Regions from separate parts of the Homo sapiens genome. Here region 2 is linked to region 1. The links are chromatin loops, found by intact Hi-C in ENCODE. Cell type or tissue: endothelial cell of umbilical vein. All regions are shown on one strand.

Region 1 (5,000 bases):
AAAGAAAATGTGATATATGTACATAACGAAAACAGAATAAAAAAGAATGAAATCCTGTCATTTGCAACAACATGGATGAGCCTGGAGGACCTTATGTCAAGTAAAGTAAGTCAGGTACAGAAAAACAAATACTGCATGATATCATCTACATGTGGAATCTAAAAAGGTGGAACTCATAGAAGTGGAGAGTGGAATGGTGGTTATCCAGGGCTGGGAAGCAGGAGAGTTGGGAGATGTTGGTCAAAGGATATGAAATATAAGCTCGATAGGAGGATAAAGTTCAAGAGATCTACTTTACAACAGTGTGACTACAGTTAATAACAATGTATTGTATTCTTGCAAATTGCCAAAAGAATAAATTGTAAGTTTCTCACCTCAAAAAAATGATAAGTATATGAAGTACTGTATATGTTAGTTTGATTTAGCCATTCCACAATTTCATATTTCAAAACGTTATACATAATAAATATAATTTTTATTTGTCAATTAAAAATATATTTAAAAAATTTAAATTCATGTTAGTAAATCGAAAAATATGATACCAGTTCTTCCTAAGTTAATATATATATTTAATAAAATTCCAGTAAAAATGTCAGTGAGCACTTTGATGGAGCTAGGCAAGTTGATAGTAAAGTTCATATAGAAAAGCAAAAATGCAAGAACAACCAGGAAAACACTGAAAAAGAAAAACTATGAGGGAGAACGAATCCCACTGACATGAAAACATACTACGAAGCTCTACAATTTGAACAGTGTGGTAATCGCACATCCATAGATAGAATGGAATGGAAGCCCAGGAAAAGACCTAAGGATATATGGAAATGTAGTATATGATAAGAGTGACATCTCAAATGAAATAATGGAAATTTTAATAAATGGCACAGTGACAACTGGGTGTCCATTTGGAATAAAAGATTAAATTAGATCCATATCTCACAAAACACACAAGAATAAACTCCAAATGTTTTCGCGAATCTAAGTGTTAAAATGAAACTGTACTTGTGCTAGAAGAACATATTGGTGAATTCTTCAACCTCAATGTAGGGAAACTTCCTTTAACTATGACTCAAAATTGAGAGGCAATATAAGAAAAAAAAAAATCAATGCATTCGTCCACATAAATGTTAAAACATTTGCATGGTGAAAGGACTATAATCAAAATTACAACTAAAAGACAACTGGCAAACTGGAAGAAATTATTTACAGTATATACTACAACCACAAGGCTAATATCCCTAATGTGTATTAAAAAAAAAAATTTCTAAAAATTGAGAGACAAAAATACCAAAAACTCACTAAAAATTGGGGAAAGATATGAGCAGACTATTCACCAAAAATGATATAAGAATAGCCCTTGACTATATGAAAATATATTCAAGCTCACTCATAATTAGAGAAATGCAAATAAAACAATATGAGATACAATTTCTCACCTATCAGATTCACAATAATTAAAAAGTATAACATTTTGATATACTTGTTATCATACTTTTTAATGTATAATAGCTGTTGTGAGGCTGTGGGCAAACAGGCACTCCTATATAACTCGTGGGACCACAGACTCAAAATCCTGCTGGGAGATTTTGGAAATACCTTAAAAAAACTACATATGAACCTATTTTTTCCAGTTTTTAAATTTTAATAAAATATACATGACATAAAATTCACCATTTTAACCATTTTAAAGACAGTTCAGTGGCATTAAGTATATTCACAATGTTGAGTAAGCATTACCATCATGCATTTCCAGAACCTTTTCATCATCCTAAAGATAGACTCTGTACCCATTAAACACTAACTCTATTTCTCCTTCTCCCACCCCTTGGTAATCACCATTCTACTTTCTGTCTCTCTGACTCTATGAATTTGATTACTTTAGGTAACTCCCATAAGTGGAGTCATACAATATTTGTCCTTTTGTGTCTCACCAATTTCACATAGCATAATGTTTTCAAAGTTTATCCCTGTTGTAACATGTCTTAGAATTTCCTTCCTTCTTAAGGGTGAGTAATATTTCCTGGTATGTACATACAATATTGTTTTAATTCATTCGTCTGTTGATGGACATTTTTAGTCTTTGTGAATAATGCAGCTATGAATATTGGAGTACAAGTATCCATTTGGAAATCCATGCTTTCAATTATTTTGTCTATATGCCTAGAAGTGGAATTGCCAAATTGTATAACTTCACGTTTAACCTTTTTTTTTTAAGAGAGAGGATCTATATTGTCCAGGCTGGAGTACAGTGGATGTTTACAGGCATGATCATAGGCACAACAGCCTTGAACTCCTGGTTTCAAGTGATCCTCCTGCCTCAGCCTCCCAAGTAGCTGGGACTCTGTGTAACATTTCGAGGAGCTGTCAGTCTGTTTACTACAGCTGTACTTACCTTTTGACCCAGTAATCCTGCTTTTAAAAATCTACCTTGAAGATACACGTCTAACATTTTAAAAATTATATGTATCAGCTATTTGTTACAGTAGTGTTTATAATTGAAAAATTTGGGAAACAATGTAAATGTCTGTCTATAGGAATGTGGGTTGAACAAACTATGATAAAGCCACACAATGAAATACTACACAGCTATCAAAGATAAAGAGGAAGATCTCTGTGAACAGATAGAGCACTTTCCAGGATATATTGTTACGTGTAAAAGGCAAAGTTTATAAGCCTTTCTATTATATGCTACCTTTTAGGTAAGAAAAGAGATATAAGAAAATATAACTGTATCTGCTTTTTTGTGCAAAAGAAATATAGGAATTATAAACCATAAATTAAAGACATTGGTTATCTACAAAGAATGGCAGGGAACCAGGTAGAAAGGATGAGAGAATGGGAACAGGCTAGCAAGAACGAGGAGGAAGTAACCTTTCTCTGAGCATAGACTTTTTATAACTTTGATTTTAGAATCATAGCAAAATTTCCCATACCTTAGAAAAACCTAAGTAAATTTGAAAAACATAATTTTGACTTGATAGTGGAAGGCTAACGTCTAAAGAAACAGTGTAAAATTATTGTAATGTAGTTAGTAAATTTGTTTTCCAACAAGGATACTAGAATTATATACCAGATCAGATAAAGAGTCAAGTTTCTCACTGTTGGAGAAAGATGTTATACATAAGGAAAGGGGCAAGGCAAAAATGAACCCGTGGAATTTATTCGAGTTACAGATCTCAGTATAAACCCACATTTATATACATACATATATATACATATGTATATATATACACACACATACATACATATGTGTGTGTGGGCGGTTGAGTAGATGATAGATAGGCAGGCAGACAGACACACGCATATACAGATGTGTGTGCCTGCATGAGTTAGTATACGTACACACAGTTCCTTGCTCTGCTGGAAGGTCCTAGAAACAATGACTCTCTAGTAGCAATGAATACATTTAGTGCTTAGATCTTAGTTTCTAAATATCACTCTTGAATAAAAGGAACCATGCTCCTTGGAGAAGTTGGTGACTCCAGGACTGGGGCAGGCAAAATATAAAATGAGCCTGGAGGCCTGGCACAGTGTGGCTCATGCTTGTAATTGCCTCATTTTGGGAGGCCGAGGCGGGTGGATCACCTGAGGTCAGGAGTTTGAGACCAGCCTGACCAATATGGTGAAACCCCGTTTCTACTAAAAATACAAAACTTAGCTGGGCATGGTGGTGGGTGCCTGTAATCCCAGCTACCTGGGAGGATGAGGCAGGAGAATTGCTTGAACCTGGGAGGCGGAGGTTGCAGTGAGGTGACATTGTGCCACTGCACTCCAGCCTGGGTGACAGAGCAAGACTTCGTCTCAGAAAAAAAAAAAAAAAAAAAAAGAGCCTGGAACATCATGTGCCAGAATACAAGGAAGTAGCCACAAAGGATGGAGCCATGTCAGAAGAACACAGAGCCCACCTGAAGGAGCTCCCAATGGCCAAAGCTGGAGTAATTTTGAGCAATCAAGAAAGGGTAATAGCATTGGATTATAAGCCATAGACGGAAGTAAATATCCATGAGTCCACAGTGATGTAACGTAGTAAATAAATGGGAGAGAAGGGACACATCTTCGTTACAGAACCTATTAATACATGCAGAGGGAAAAGAGGAAATGGGGGGAAACCCCACAGTAAAAATGGTTGTAGGCATCAAAGGATGCTAAAATTAGTGGCTATAAGTTTAAGGAGAAACAAGATATTTGCATAAAGTATCTTCCCAGATACATTTATTAACCAATTACTAACGGGAAAATAGTCATTTTACTTTGGAAAAACTGGTAGTCACCTCCTTGACCGGGAATGAAGGTTCATATCTGTAGAAAGAGACATAGGACGTCATTTGATGCACAGAGAAGGGCGCAATCTGATTTCCATGGCATTCCTGCGAAAAATGCTTGACCTCCTTTATCCATGAGAAAATATCAGATAAACCCAAATTGAAGCACATTCTATGAAATAACCGATTCGTAGTCTTCAAAAGTGACAAGGTCAGGAAAGGCAAGAAAAACCTGAGAAATTGTTATAGACTAGAGGGGACTAAGGAGTCATGACAACTAATTGCCACGCAGGGTCCTAGGCTGAGCCTTGAACAGAAAAAGGATGTTAATAGGAATTCAAAAAAGGTTAGTAGATTCAGTTCACAGTATTGTAGCTGTGTTCAAAATCTTTTTTTTTTTTTTTTTTTTTTTTGGAGACCGAGTCTCACTCTGTCGCCCAGGCTGGAGTTCAGTGGCGCAATCCCAGCTCACTGCAACCTCCACCTCCTGGCTTCAAGCGATTCTCCTTCCTCAGCCTCCCGAGTAGCTGGGATTACAGGCACACATCACCACGCCCAGAAAATTTTGTATGTTTAGTAGAGACGGAGTTTCACCATGTTAGCCAGGCTGATCTCGAACTCCCAATCTCTGGTTATCGGCCCGCCTCGGCCTCCCAAATGCTGGGATTATAGGCATGAGCCACTGCACCCAGCCTTAATTTCTTTACATAACTTACTGTGGTTATGTAAGATTATGTTATG
Region 2 (5,000 bases), 100 kb before region 1:
CATCCTTCACATGCATTTGCAGGCACCTTCGGAAGTCGTATGATATATTCTGTAACTTCAAAAAGTAGAGGATATACACAGTCACCATGACGAAAACTGAAATAGAAAGGAGCTAAATCTTTGTGTTACTGATTTAAGGTTAAGAATGTCTTGGATGACATTTTGGAGAAACTTCCAGAAGAGTTCAACATGGCAGAGATAATGCAAAAAAATTCAAATAGAAGCCCATATGTTCTTGTTTGCTTCCAAGAATGTGAGAGGATGAATATTCTCATTCGGGAAATACGTATATCACTTGAACAACTGGACCTTAGTTTGAAGGTAAGCTTAAAGTGAGGCTATAGTAGACTTCAGCACATTGGAAGATATTCACTGTGTGGCTTTTTTTCTCCATGCAAGGGGGAATTGGCATTATCTCCTGCTGTGGAAGCCCAGCAGTTTGCATTGAGTTATGACACGGTACCAGACACTTGGAGCAAACTGGCTTATCCTTCTACTTATGGCCTAGCCCAGTGGTAAGCTACCCCATCCTCACTGCCACTGGCCCTGAGCAGCCTCGGTGCTGGGTTAGTGTTCTGAATAATGCTTCCTAAGAACTATGCAGACGGAGCTTTGTGACTGTTCTCAACCTGTAACCGTAAAAAATTCTTCCACCAATTTCATTTGAGTTTACTTGGTATATTGCATCAAAGGCAAAAATAGTTAAAAGACAGGGTCAGAGCAAGACTGAAATTCTGTCGCTCACTCATTGATACATGATCTTAGACAAAATAACCTGTCTCTTTTTTAAATCTGAAAAATGTAGATGGCAATAGAATCCCCTGAGTTGTTGTTAAGAGTTGAATGGCCATGGAAAGCAACTTGAATTTGCCTTTGTGTCATCTTATAACTTTACTTTGCAAGCCTGAGATTCCTCTGCCTTCTCATAGACAACCTTTGAAAGTTTGTAATATGGTATGCAGTATGCAGTAAACTAGACTGGGGGTATAACTGCAGAGATGTGTCACAAAGCTAGGGCAGAAATTCACAGATTACTGAATGTAATCTGTGCTGATGTTACACCTAATTGCTCCTTGGTCTTGGCAAGCAATTCAGGAAGTTTCACAAAGCTGTTGATTCCTGGCTTTTTGGTGCTGAGTTTCTTTCCCCCTGCTTTCCTGAATCATTATTCCATGAACCTCAACTATCCCTGTACCATTCCTATTATTTTAGTGGAGACTCTTTACATTGTAGCATGCACACTTTTGACTTTTCTTTCTTTTTGAGACAGAGTCTCACTCTCTCGCCCAGGCTGGAGTGCAGTGGCGCGATCTCGGCTCACTGCAAGCTCTGCCTGCCGGGTTCACGCCATTCTCCTGCCTCAGCCTCCCGAGTAGCTGGGACTACAGGCGCCCGCCACCACATCCGGTTAATTTTTTGTATATTTAGTAGAGACGGGGTTTCACCGTGTTAGCCAGGATGGTCTCAATCTCCTGACCTCATGATCTGCCCGCCTCAGCCTCCCAAAGTGCTGGGATTACAGGCATGAGCCACCGCGCCTGGCCCACACTTTTGATTTTTCTAACACAATGTTAGAGCCTTCAGCTTCCCTCTGAACATCAACCTCCTTCTGGTCTGGAATTGTAGTTCCACCTTATTTTAAGCCACATTATGTTTGTTGTGTTTTGTTTGTGGTCAATCATTATTTTTGTTTTAATATACTGTACTGATTTCTTTGCTCATCATTGCTTTTTTTGTATCTTGTTCTGGGCTTTTCTTTTTTTATCAGAGTATAAAATATAGAGCAGGGCTTGGAGGGTGGGGGTGTAAATCATCTTGTGTTTCTGAAACTGTCCTCACTGCACTCTCCTTCTTGATTGATAGTTTACTTATACGTAGAATTATAGGACACGATTATTTTTCCTTCAGCACTTTGATGTTCTAACTCCATGGTTTTCTAGCTTTGATTGTAGAGGGTGGATCTGGTCTTAAATATTTGCCATTCCTTCCCAAGTAAAGTTTTAAAATGTTTCTCTTTACCCTTGATGTTCAACAATTTTACTATTGTACTGAGGTATGGATTTTTAAAGTACTGTCATAAATGTGAGATTCCATCCATAGCTTTTATTCTGAAAAAGTCTTAGCACTTTTTTCTCTGAATATCGTATTCTCCTCATGTCTACATTTATCTGCCTGACCTCTTAACGTTTTCAGTGTGTCTTTCGGCTGTATACTTGTAGACTTCATCAGTTCTGGGTGATCTTCATTATATCTTCAACTGTCTCCAATCTGTTTCTTAATTATTTAGATGTCATTGTCCAGGTTGGGCGCAGTGGCTCATGCCCAGCACTTTGGGAGGGCAAGGCAGGAGGATCACTTGAGCCCAGGAGTTCGAAGCCAGCCTGGGCAACATAATGAGACCCTGTCTCTAAAAAACAATAATAAAATAAATAAAATAAAAATTAGCCAGGTGTGGTGGCATGCGACTGTAGTCCTAGCTACTCAAGGTGTAGAGGTGGTAGGATTGCTTGAGCCCAAGAGGTCAAGGGTGCAATGAGCCATGATCATGCCACTGCATTCTAGCCTGGGTGACAGAGCAAGACCCTGTCTCAAAAAATAAAGTATATTTCATCGTCCATAATTATCAGTTCCAGGTTTTTTATATTTTTGGAAGGGTGCCTAGCTTAGTTTTATAATTTCCTGTTTTCGTTTTTATGACTGTTATTCTCTTTTCCTGAGAAGTTTAAACATACTTACAAGTAAGTATTTTCTTCAAGACTTCTCTATTTCCTGGGTTATAAACCTTCCTGTTTGTTGGATTTGCTGGTGGTTTTTCATGCCCTATACTCTTATGTCTATACCTGAATGACAGTTTGGCCAGTTATTAAAATATAATAACACCCTCAGTTGGAGGCCTTTGTAGCCATCACTCTCCTCTTGTCAAATGCTGCCGTGGAGATGTCAAAAGCTAGCATACTTCTTTTCCCTTTATAAATGGCTTCATGTTTTCCCCTGGCCATCCAGGGATTCTTCATTGTTCATATTATTCTTTATATTTTAGTATTGATTACTCTCTACCAAATTTTCTTGGAACATGATGTGCCCTTGATTGTATAGATTCAAAGGTATAATTTAGGAAAACTCAAATTTTCTAGAATTACACTTTTTTTTTGAGAGATTCTCATTCTGTTGCCTAGGCTGGAGTGCAGTGACGTGATCGCAGCTCACTGCAACCTCTGCCTCTTGGGTTCAACCGATTCTCCTGCCTTCAGCCTCCCTAGTAGCTGGGATTACAGGCATGTGCCACCATGCCCGGCCAACTTTGTTATTTTTAGTAGGGATGGGGTTTCACCATGTTGGCCAGGCTGGTCTCGAACACCTGACCTCAAGTGATCCACCTGCCTCGGCCTCCCAAAGTGCTGGGATTACAGATGTGAGCCACCACGTCTGGCCTCATTTCAGCTTTCATTTTATTGCTTTCACTCTAACCCTTTACCTCTTTATTTCCATTTGTTTTTATTATTCTCCCTTACGCTGTTTCACTTTTGCTTTCATTTCTATAATTTTATTTTCTACTTCTTATTTGGGGTCTTCAAACTTAATTTCCTTACTATTTCCTACCTGATCCCTTCTAAGTCATGATCTTGTTTATATCAACAATCACTTGTTTTAGTTGTTACAAATTGTCTGCAGTGTTTATCCTCATGATGGCAACATTTTGAGAGAAATGTCTTCCTGCCTTTGCTTTTCTCATTCGCCTTTTTCCTTTGTGTGGTGCCTATGCTGTTTCTTCTTCTTATCGTCGAGTATGCTTTTTCGGATCCAGCTATCTGGAAGAACTTAATATAGGTCCGGGCACAGAGATTTTCCTTGTGGTGACGTAAGTTTGACCGTGAGCATTCTGAGCCTTTTCTTCTTCACGGCCCAGAGTCAGGCAAGTATCTCAGGCAGACATGTTCTGCCATGTGGTTTGTCAGGGTGTTTCCTCATTCACCCCCACTTCCTTTGCATATCTGAAGCAGACAAGGTCCTAGAAAACTTCAGTGCCAGCCTTTCCTTCTAGAGAACTCTGGCTTTTACACTGAGGCTATGCTCTCTACTCCATTCTCCTGGTCCCCTTTAAGCAGCCTCTGAAACTTACAATTCAAGGTTTCACTTCTCTCTTAATTTTATCGAAGAGGTTCATCTGTCCCTAGCCTCTGTGAGCCAGCTTCCTTATAGGTCAACTGCAAATACTTCCTACCTTGCCCAATTGTGAGGAGCCGAGAAGAGAACATGTACGTAACAGCAGCGTTTCTCAACCCACCGGCGTGCCATTCCTGGCTGACTTGTTTTCCTAATTAACCTTTTTCCTCCCCACTTTCAGGCAGCTACTGCACGTGCTTAGACTGCCGTCACGTGCTCCACTGCCTCCGCACATGCTGTTCCCTCTGCTTATCAATCAGATTTCCCGGCAACTCTGGTCTTGTAACCACCATCACAGCCTTGCCATCCCTGGTCCTCAGACACCCTGTCCATACCTCCAAGTTGGCGCTTGTCAGTCCAAGTCATAGGGTGATGACCTTTGTATAGTCACCACATAGCATGAAGAGGCTCTAATAAAAGCTGTTGCATAAATGGAAATGAGTTTTCCACATTCCTCAGTGTATCTTGCTCTAATGTAAACGCTACAGTCATCAAGTCTCCAATGGGAAACAAACTAGCCCTTTAAAGGGACAGTGCCCTGCAAATTGTCAGGGAAGGATTTTACCAGCTAGCAGTGGTATACTTCTCCTCCACCACCACCCTGCCCTAACCGCCCACAACAGAACATACTGGAAAATGGCTATTTTACTGAACAGCAAGTTTTTCTTCCTCCCTCCCATAAACCAGGTTCAATGACCTCCTCCTGCGATGCCGAGAACTCGATACTTGGACACAAGACCTTACCCTTCCGGCTGTCGTGTGGCTCTCCGGCTTCTTCAACCCTCAGTCCTTCTTAACTGGTAAGGGCTGACGCAGTGCAGCCCCTGATGCACACA

What was found. Peaks named below come from ENCODE experiments on the same cell type or tissue, not always from the same donor. Only the 100,000 strongest peaks of a DNase experiment are listed, where the experiment ranks them.
Region 2: a loop joins it to region 1, with 4 times the contacts of the local background. A loop is called at or near these places in 8 of 110 quality-filtered maps.

Annotation. Positions count from the first base shown.
Region 1 is chr7:21,994,889-21,999,888 of GRCh38, forward strand. No RefSeq gene overlaps it. Among named protein-coding and RNA genes, the nearest start is that of CDCA7L, 51 kb to the left of the region's middle. In endothelial cell of umbilical vein, no CTCF peak of the experiment used is centred here; a DNase peak (open chromatin) is centred at 1,963; H3K27ac peaks cover 1,565 bases.
Region 2 is chr7:21,894,485-21,899,484 of GRCh38, forward strand. DNAH11 (dynein axonemal heavy chain 11) reads left to right here. Exons shown (of 82, transcript NM_001277115.2): 78 at 139-321; 79 at 400-515; 80 at 4,852-4,964. Among named protein-coding and RNA genes, the nearest start is that of CDCA7L, 49 kb to the right of the region's middle. RefSeq lists enhancers at 3,678-4,877, 3,829-3,888. In endothelial cell of umbilical vein, no CTCF peak of the experiment used is centred here; a DNase peak (open chromatin) is centred at 2,817.